Linked DNA regions of Homo sapiens: region 1 is linked to region 2. Evidence: read pairs that join two places in POLR2A ChIA-PET (ENCODE). Cell type or tissue: MCF 10A. All regions are shown on one strand. Each heading gives the region's core, and the rest is flanking DNA. Links, peaks and the distances in the headings are about the cores only.

The links. Peaks named below come from ENCODE experiments on the same cell type or tissue, not always from the same donor. Only the 100,000 strongest peaks of a DNase experiment are listed, where the experiment ranks them.
Region 1: POLR2A ChIA-PET joins it to region 2 with 5 read pairs; 1 of 35 experiments calls an interaction of 5 or more read pairs at or near these places.

Annotation. Positions count from the first base shown.
Region 1 is chr2:108,410,636-108,416,028 of GRCh38, reverse strand. No RefSeq gene overlaps it. Among named protein-coding and RNA genes, the nearest start is that of SULT1C4, 35 kb to the right of the region's middle. In MCF 10A, for the core only: no CTCF peak of the experiment used is centred there; a DNase peak (open chromatin) is centred at 2,948.
Region 2 is chr2:108,489,616-108,495,008 of GRCh38, reverse strand. GCC2 (GRIP and coiled-coil domain containing 2) reads right to left here. Exons shown (of 23, transcript NM_181453.4): 18 at 4,995-5,171; 19 at 2,219-2,436. Among named protein-coding and RNA genes, the nearest start is that of GCC2-AS1, 42 kb to the left of the region's middle. In MCF 10A, for the core only: no CTCF peak of the experiment used is centred there; a DNase peak (open chromatin) is centred at 2,418.

The sequences.
Region 1 (5,393 bases), core at 341-5,340, 79 kb after region 2:
TGTACTCATTCCTGATTGTTTATTATAGGAGTGAATTTGGGAAGTGTCTAAAACAAGGTGACTTATGTGTTTAGAATAACTGATCTCTATCTGAAGAACAGTGGCCTCATGAAGCTATTCTGTCACTTTACATTAAAAAAATATATAAATTATAATATATGTTTATATAAAATTATATATTTTATAATTATATAAAATTATATATAATTATATATTTTATAATTATATAAAATTATATAAAATTATATATATTTATATAAAAATTATATATATAATTATATAAAAATATATAAATATATATAATTATATAAAAATATATAAATATATATAATTATATAAAAATATATAAATATATATAATTATATAAAAATTATATATAAATTATGTATAATATATTATTATATGTTATATATATTATATATATTATATATTATATATAATATATATTATATATAATATATATTATATATAATATATATTATATAATATATATTATATATTATATATATTATATATATTATATATATTATATATATTATATATAATATATATAATATATATTATATAATATATAATATATATTATATATATTATATATATTATATAATATTATATATGTAATATATAATTATAAAGATATATAAAATATGTATATAAAAATATTATAAATATAAAATTATATATAATAAATTATATATAATTTACATAAAAATTATATATATTATATATAATTATATATTTTATATATATATATACACACACACGCACATTAGCACCAATTAAAGACCAGGACACAGTCAGAGAAGGCACCAGTAGAGTGGATATTTCCCATTGGCTTAGGGACTGAGAAGGACATCCTACAATTGACTGTTGAATAGATTTGGATTGGGCTAGAAGAGCCTAAGATAGAAGAAGCTATTGTGTAGCGGTTCTTTCAGCCTGGTCTACATTTACAGAGCATCTACCACTCACTAAGCATTATGCTAGGCACTGGTCAGGGAAGGGGGAAAGATGCAATTGTAATTAAGACAGAGAAATTCTCACTTGTTGAATTAGTTGTAGACACAGGCTATAAGCACATAAATGAACAATATTAATTGTTTTTAGTTCTAGCAATTAAAATGGCTTTCCACTGTTGCTAGCCCTGGGAGACTAACCATTCCTTATTGGTTTTGCTGCTCACATCTTTGTAAACAATCCCTTGTTGAATTGTCCTGTTGCATTCCTGACTGACATAGATGGCAATGATCTTGGCATGTTTGAGAAACAGCAAGAAGGCCAAGTTGATTAGAGAGTCATGACTAGTGGGTAGTAGTCACTTCCCATTCTCTAATCACCTCCGCCTTCTTGCTTTTCCTCAAACATACTGAGGTCATGTAGTAGAAGGTGCAGTTGAAGAGGGCTTGGCCAGTCCCTGGGGGCTTTGAAGGTTGTGCTGAGTTTGGGCTGTGTTGTTTGCAAAATGGGAAGACATTGGTTGGTTTTAAGCAGGGGAAACATGATCTGAATTATGCATCAAGAAGGTCATTCTGACTTTTTTGTGTAAAGAGGCTATTGGAGCAGATGTGGGGGAGTGGAAGCTCTTAGGAGGCCTTGTAGTGGTTCAGAGGTGATAGTGCTGTGGGTGAGGGGGTTGTAAAGGAGGTGATGAACCGTGATCGGATTTAGGATAACATTTGAAATTAGTGCCAGTTTTGAGGAACAACTTGGATTTTCTGTTGCACTTATGTGGGCATGAGGGAAAGAGAGGGATTAAAGAAGACTCTTAGGTTTTAGGCCAGAGTAACTTCTGAATAGTGGGACTGTTAATCAAGGTGGAAGAAGGCTAGGGGTGAAGATCAGGTAGGATATTTACAACCTATGTTTTGGACATATTTGGACAAATTCGAGTTGTCTATTAGGCATCCAAGTAGATATGCTAATTAGGCAATTAGTTTAAAGACCATCTATCAAATGTGAAATTTGAGTTTGAATTTCAGTGCTACTATTTTCTAGCTGTTTATTGCTATCTTCTCCCCCCTGGTTTCCTTGTTTGCCCTGGATGTTGACATCCAGTCAGCAGATGTGAGAAGAGGGGGTGGAGGATTTTGTGAGAAAGTTTTTATGGGCCAAGTAAGGGAGTCACTCATATTCTTTTGGGTTGCAAAAATCCAACTGTGTCTGAGACTGAGGAATATTGTCTTGCTGAGGGCCCAGGAAGGAGAGAAGATGGGTGTGGTGGTTAACTAGCCATCTGAGTCAAATTCACCCTTCTGGATACCAAATATCCATTTCCCCCTTCTTCCCACTTAGAGAAGACACCCTCCCCATGGGCGAGAGCCCAAAAGTCCCATCTTGTTACTGGCTGCCACTTCAAGTTGAGCATCTCAGGATGAACTGCAGTCATTTTTCCAACAGGGCAGGGTGTGGCCAACTTCTGAATCAAAAGGACAAGGTTTTTGTATTCTAGCCACACATTACACAGTGATATAGTAGGTATAGGGTACTTCCACTGAGAAAAGGAAAGAATGAGAATCACACAGCAGTCATTGATCCAGCACTTGGTGACACCCTGCAGGGAATGCCTGAGGAGTCCTGTCTGCCCTGACATTGGGCACAGTTCCACAATTAGACCCAATGCTGCTGCCTGAGAAGGACTTTTTTAATCCACTGTTTTCCATGATCCCTGACTCTACTCTCTGGGAAGTTCTTCCTTGTGAGTGACCACTTCTGCATACATGAAGGAATGAATCATCCCATACAAGATTTACTGTGGAAAAAATTTTGTAAATATCCTGCAGGTATCTTTGAGAACATCTTTACTCTACCCTTCAGCCCAATTACAAAACAACATCATAGTCTTTGTACTTTAAAAAGTGAGTCAACTGAATTTTCAGAATAGTTGTGGTAAGATGGCTGTCTTTTTTTTTCTTTTTCCGTATATCTAATGCCCACTGAGAACAAAAGTTCCCTCAGGCTGATTGGCCAGAGTCCAAAGGGATGCTCACAGGGCCAAGTGAGTCCCAGAATCAGCAGCTGATAAGGCCATGTTCCAAAGAGCTCACATTGCACCAGAGGTGGAAAAGAACATTACGGATATAGTAACTATTGATATATTACCGTTGTACTCATCAAACACCAATTTTACTTTAATAATAATTTGTAAGCTGCATTCACTATTAATAATAAAATAATTAAATATTTTTAGACATAAAATTCAGAGTATGTAGAATTTAGTAAAGCACTCTTATTTTTCTTGTTTATGGTATCTTAACTTACTAGTGTACATTAATAATTAGCTCATTTTGTCACCATATGATTGTATTTTTACCAATTTTTGTTTTGAGACAGAGTCTCACTCTATCACCCAGGCTGGAGTGCAGTGGCGTGATCTCGGCTCACTCCAACCTCTACCTCCCGGGTTCAAGCGATTCTCCTGTCTCAGCCTCTTGAGTAGCTGGGACTACAGGCATGTGCCACCATGCTCAGCTAATTTTTTTTTGTATTTTTAGTAGAGACGGGGTTTCACCATGCTGGCCAGGCTGGTCTCAAACTCCTGACCTCGAACTCCTGACCTTGTGATCTGCCCGCCTCGGCCTCCCAAAGTGCTGAGATTACAGGCGTGAGCCACCATGCCTGGCTGTATTTTTACCAAATTATTAAAGCACATCCAATATAGATTAGATGATGCTCAATTATTTTGCAAAATAAATAAGACTTGTTTATAATTTTTAGCAAAAAAGGTGAATTTAAAAAATTATTCATAAAATGTACCTATGTTTAGAATCACAGAAAGGTTACAACTGAAAGGAACTTTATAGCCTACTCAGTTCACATCTTTATCTTGTATTTAGGGCTGTAGTATGATATATTTTACGAAGAAAAAGTATCACCAAACTCCAATTAGAAATTTACTTATTTGAGGAACTATATAAAGCTGTATCAGATGTTATACATTAGACCCAAATATGTGTCTCTGAAAAGTAATTACTTTATAATCACCATTATGTTTGCAAGGCACAAATATTTAATTACAATGTTCAGATATATAGTTGTCCCCCATTATCTATGGGGGTTTGGTTCCAGGAACTCCCTGTGAATACCAAAATCCATGAATGCTCAAGTTCATTATACAAAATGGTGCAGTATTTATATATAACTTATTGAAATCCTCCCATATACTTTATTTTTAAAAAATACTTTTATTATATTTATGTATTTTTTAAGAGACAGAGTCTCCCTCTGTTGTCCAGGCTGGAGTGCAGTGGCATTCACAGCTCACTGCAGATTTGAACTCCTGGACTTAAGGAATCCTCCTGCCTTAGCCTTCCAAGTAGCTAAGACTACAGGCATGTACCACTACACCGGGCTTATTTAAAAATTTTTTTTTGTGGAGATAGGTTTTGCTGTGTTGCCCAGGTTGGTCTCAAACTCCTGGCCTCAAGCAATTCACCTTCCTAAGCCTCCCAAAGCGCTAGGGTTATAGGTGTGAACCGCTGCTTCTAGCCCCACCTCCTGTATAACTTTAAATCAACTCTATAATTATAAATAATACCTAGTACAGTATAAATGCTATGTAAATACTTATTATACTGTCTCGTTTAGGTAATAGTGTCAAGAAACAAAGTTTGTGCATGTTCAGTACAGAAGCAACCATCCATTTTTTCCCAAATATTTTCAATCTGTGGTTGGATGAATTCATGCATGTGGAACACATGGATATGGAGGGCCAACTGTATCAGATAAAGTCTTAGAAACTATTAGGTAGACAAGCGGAATTCAGTGAGATTTGCAGCAGCGTGGGAACCTGTATGTAACAGAAGAACTGGACCATGGTAGCGATTTGTTGATTTTGAGCATCTTAGTGATGAGTGAGGTCTAGCACACAACCATGTGTCGGCATTGTACCTGCCATGAAGACAGTCAGAATGAAGAGGTGAGCTAGCAGCCCTCAGGTATAGGCATACTTTCTACTGCCATGGTTCACAGCCACTTAGAATGACATTGGAAGGTGCAGTTTAAAAACTTAGGTTCTCTTCATGGTGCCAAAACCAGAGCACTGGGAATGAAGGAAAAGGGAAGGAGTATTCACTGATAGAACAGACGCTGTTGGCCTCACCAATGATAGGATGGAAAATCAAACTTTTAAAGTAGTAGGTTGAAGATTTAAAAACTCAGCTGGGGCTGTATGAAAGGGGTGGGGAGAACACAGATGTGTATGGACACTAGAGGAAGTGGAGCCAGATCCCAGCGCTGCAGAAGAGGAGGCTGAGAGCAAAGTTTCTACTCCCATGAAAGCCACACAAGTCACTGAGGGCCCAGATAACTCAAAAGCAGACGGAACACAAAGCTTTGAGGAACAGGACATGGTTTGGGCAGTATCAATCCTCACACAGACTTTATGAAAAGATTTA
Region 2 (5,393 bases), core at 170-5,169:
GAAACCCTATCTCTACTAAAAATACAAAAATCAGCCAGGCACGGTGGCAGGTGCCTGTAATCCCAGCTGCTGGGGAGGCTGAGGCAGAGAATTGCTGGAAACCAGGAGGCGGAGGTTGCAGTGAGCCAAGATCACACCACTGCACTCCAGCCTGGCGACAGAGTGAGACTCCAGCTCAAAAACAAAACAAACAAACAAAAACTTAGTAATCAAACTTTTAAATACGTTACTCATTTTAATAGAAGCTATAAATTAATTGCTACTAGCTAAGATAAACTGTTAGATAACACAGCTCATAATATAGTACTACTTATTTTTTATTAATTTAGAGTAGAGGGCCAAACTACTGCTAAATACTGGCCAAAATTAAAAGACTAGATTCTAGCAATTTTTCAGGATTAGGTATTTCAGATTGCTGCATACTTCTTGAAACACACTTGTTGAAATCTGCTTGGCAGACATCCTCAATCACTGCCCTTATACCTTTACCTCTGCAGCTTCTTAATTGTTGCTGCTCACACCTACAGTGCTCATACAGTAAGAGCCCAGAATCCAGGGCACGGAACTAATCAATTACATTGTCTAGCAAGACTTTCCTGTTTGCTGATAAACTGTATAGTGTTTTTTTTTTTTCTGAGACAGGGTCTCACTCTGTCACACAGGTTGGAGTGTAGTGGCACGATCTTGGCTCACAGCAACCTCTGCCTCCCAGGCTCAGGCCATCCTCCCACCTCAGCCCCACAAGTAGCTGGGACTTCCAGGTGCATGCTATCCCACCCAGATAATTTTTGTACTTTTAATAGAGATGGGATTTCACCATGTTGTTCAGACTGGTCTCAAACTCCTGGCCTCATGTGATCCACCTGCCTTGGCTCCCAAAGTGCTGAGATTGCAGGGGTGAGACACCACGCCTGGTCTAAACTGTAAAGTTTACCAGGCCCTTTGACATGTATTGGTTTATTGACTCCCAAAAATCTGAAGTTCAGAGAAATTTAATGACTTTGCCCAAGGTCTCATAACTGAGTTAGAAACCAGAATTGTAATCTAGATTTTTAAACTTCAGATTTCATTTATTTTGCATTTCATTAAGTTGCCTTAGTCCTGACTGCCCTTTTTGAAGCTTTTTCCTGGGTTTCTGGTAAGCTGACTGCTTATTCCACTGCTGATTGCTAGATTACAATCTCTTGTGCGACCTTTGCCCTGGCTGATTACTTCCTTTGTTGATTCTTTGGCATATGTTAAATTCTTCTGAAGTTGCTTTTTTACCCTAATAAGTGACCGATAGCGGCTAATGCTCCAGTGACAATATTTCCCATGGGAAACCAAAACACCATCAACTTGCTACTAAAATACTGCATCATCATGGCTGACATTTTTCCATGTCTTCCTGGAAGCAGAATGGAAGATACTGGGTGTGGCTGAACTAAAACTCCAACTAATTGTAAATGTGAAAGCAAAGAAGCTATATTGGTTATGCAGTTCTAACACATTCAGTGCCGCTTGAGTGTTTCTAAGTTCCTTGCTCTATCTAATGTTTCTATTTAAAAAGTAGACAAATTTGATGTCTAACAACGGAGAACATGAAAGAAATCTGGTGAATACTAGAATTAAGACATGTGTCGGCCAGGCGCAGTGGCTCATGCCTGTAATCCCAGCATTTTGGGAGGCCGAGGCGGGTGGATCACGAGGTCAGGAGATCGAGACTATCCTGGCTAACACGGTGAAACTGCGTCTCTACTAAAAATACAAAAAATTAGCCGGCCTGGTGGCAGGCACCTGTAGTCCCAGCTGCTCGGAAGGCTGAGGCAGGAAAATGGCCTGAACTCGGGAGGTGGAGCTTGCAGTGAGCCGAGATCGCGCCACTGCACTCCAGCCTGGGCGACACAGCGAGACTCCGTCTCAAAAAAAAGACATGTCACGAGACTGACAGAGGATGTTTAAGTCAGAGAAAAAGAAATACTCCTTTCCATTGAGGGTAAGGAATACATCAAAGTCAGCATTCTCAGAGGTTATACAGACTTCTGTAAGTATAATGAAGAGGGAAGGATTCAGATGGTTCAATTATCTTTCTAGTAAGCAAATCCAAAATTCATTAATCACAGATTTGACACTGGTGACACCTAGTAAATTTTCTTTCTTATGAATTTGTGAAGAATGTATTTAAGAGACAAATGCATGAAAACATGAACAACTAATATTTCCATGTGTACATACATACTTCTTGTGGTCGGTTCATTCTTAAGCTGGAAGAGCTGTGCTTCCATCTTGGAGAGCTGCTGCTGTAATGTCTCCACTGTCTTTCTGTGTTCTTCCTGCAAATGTCGCACTTGATCTCGGAAGCTATTTCGAAGGACCTCGTTCTGGGATGTTAGCTGACTCACAGTCTGTGTATGTTCAGATTTCATCATCATGTTCTCTGACTGTATTGAACACAATCTGAAAGATGAGAAACTTAGTTACAGAAGATCTTTCAACTTTATATGCTGACTTAGCCTTTCTCAACTGGGTTCTGCAAGAGAATTAGCTCTAAGACCTCTACTGAATGTATGAATCAACTTCTCTCCTACATACCTGCACTGTACTCATTGTGAAATAACTTGATGAGAACTGACACTGGCTGTCATCTAGTTCAAATAATCTGTGTTACACATTTCAGATGAAGAACCCCAGTTAAGAAACTGTGTTGTGTTGTCCAGACTAGGAACTTCTTTCATGGTTCATCAGAAAATAGGATTATATTTAAAGCATAAAATAATTATACTTTTAATTAGTCCACTTCTTCACATCATCATATGTGGTAACTCACATGAATGTAAGATTAATCTCCCTTTTATCTACTACCCTGAAAACATTAAAAAAAAAAAAAACCCCACACTCTTCTGATTTACTCAGAAAACTTTAGAGGAAAGTATCCATTTTTGAGTTGATTAACATAAACCACAACAAACACAGACTTGGTTTACTATAGCTGTTTCAAATCTCACTGCACATGAGAATCACTGGAATACCTTGTTGAAAATAGAGACCTCTAATTTTCATGTTACACCCACTGAATCAGGATCTCAGTAGTGGTTCCAGGAATTTCCTACTTTTAGTAGTTTTCAATGTGATTTTTATGTACTCAGCCTGAAACTAACCAGTGGGCCTACAATTTGGGAACCATCACTTTTAATGGTTTACCTGTAGTTTTCATGTTTTATATGTTTGGCTTTGGTAAAAAAAATAAATAAATAAATAAATAAATTTCCTTTTATACAGGGGATCCACAGAATTCTCTCATAAAAATTTAAAAAATACAAAAGCCGTCAGAGAAAAAAGTAAAAGCCCCTTATTAATTACTCTCATGCCTGGCAGGATAAAATCCCAATTCCACAGGTAGATAAACGTTGTTAACAGTTTAGTCTGTACTTTTCCAAGATATTTTTTCTACCTGCTACACACATGCGCACCATACAAGGTTTCAAACAGGGTTTAGTGGCTGAAAGGAGAAATGCAATAAAATACCATGTTTCAGAAAAGAAATCTTAATTACTAAGTTCATACTGATTAATGAATCTAGAAAATACTAGTGTATACAAATTTCTCTGCAAGCATTTTTTTCAAACAATATCTACCCAGAAAGCAAAGGAAGAACCATCGGAGGTTACAAAAATAGTCTAAGCAGGATAAAAATTAGAGGTGGGTAAAGTGTCTATTCTCAGGCAGTATCACTGACATTTATGAATTTACCAATTTGAAAGCTAAACGCTTAAACCCCCCATCTGGAATCAGAATGATTGTGCTGATGGAAGTTCACTGTTCTGTCTCAGTTGTTACAGAGGTGTTTATATTAACTGTAGTCTCTGCGTAATACAGATATTAATTAGCCTAATTATCACATTCCTCTGGAACCATTTTCACAATCTGCTATAGATAAAGTATGAATATTAAAACATTTTTTAAAAGTGGAGACTACATAAAGAGAAGGCTATTTCTTCATACTTGGGCAGACAGTAACAATACCATTAGTTTTTAATATTTCTGAAGAAGAGGAAAGACTCCTAAAGATACCTCAAAATGCTATGAAAAGTGACTGGCACATAGTAGGTGCTCAAAAAACACTTACTGAAAGACTGAATTACTTTAGAGGAATCAACAGTACTTTATTTGTGTTAGCAATGTAATTTGCAATAACTTTCCAAAAGAATAAGTGTTGGAGAATATCAAGCAAACATCACTATATATAAGATAATCTCATGGTAAACCCTGGTGATAGGCAGTTAGAAAACTGGTACATCTTCCCTGAAACTTTTGGTTTACATGATTAACATGCAAATTACACTGTTAACAGACAGAAGCCACAAAAAGCTAAACCTGCTTTCATTTTTCAGATTAGCATAAGATTAGGTATATATTATATAAGCAAATCTGTGATAAAATTATCAACACCCTTGATAAAAGATGCTCAATGAAGAATTCTTTTCCTCAGCCTAATACTCCTACTACCCAATTTCTTTATCACAGGAGTTGAAAACTTCTTGTTCACAATAATCTATTTATTTTGCCAATACTTCTAATGTCTATTTAAAGTATTACAGTGAACAAAATATGACAAATTGAAGACAGAATTGCAAAGATAACTTGCATATTCTTTTTCAGTTAGCAACTATTTGGGTGTTTTCTTCTAGAAAAAAAAATGCTTATGATTTGATACTTGGGTTGGAAAGTAGTATGTTTTTGTTTGTTTTTTTAGAGAAACATCCTAGCCAAGAAGGCTGTAGGAGACACAGAATACTGGATGAGCAGATAGACATTAATTGTTCTTAAAAATGCAAAATACAAAAGCAATGTAAAAGGCGAAGCTCTAAGGTAGATAAAGCAAAGTTTCCAAGCCTTTAGAAATGTCTATTTTTTATTTTCTAATCTGCATTTATCTCAAGGATCAACATATTAGAAGTTTCAACAAAGAAATACATTGCTGTCTGGTACAGCGTTAGTGCTGCTAACAGTCTTACTTTTCCCGGAGTTCCGCCTCTTTGGACACAGTTTCCTGCAGCATCTTGTTGTGCCTTTCTAGCAGTGTATCATGTTCAGACTGCAATGTTTGAAGTTCAGATACATTAATCTGTAAGTTATTTTGGCTATCTTGTAATTTGATTTTTAGCTGGTCAATCAGCATTTCCAGATGTTCCCTAAAACAGAAATACACAGTTTTAAAATTTTTTGAAAAAGGTGAATTTGATTTTGTGGTTTTAAATATAGTTTAACCATTTAACCTTTCAATGCCATACTCTTGGATGATTCTAAAGGAAATATAATAGAAGAATTCAAGACTAGGATTAAACATAATAAAAAGATATTATAGCCAGATTTAAAATCTTAGGCACTACAGATTTACAAAAAATTTCTCTAAA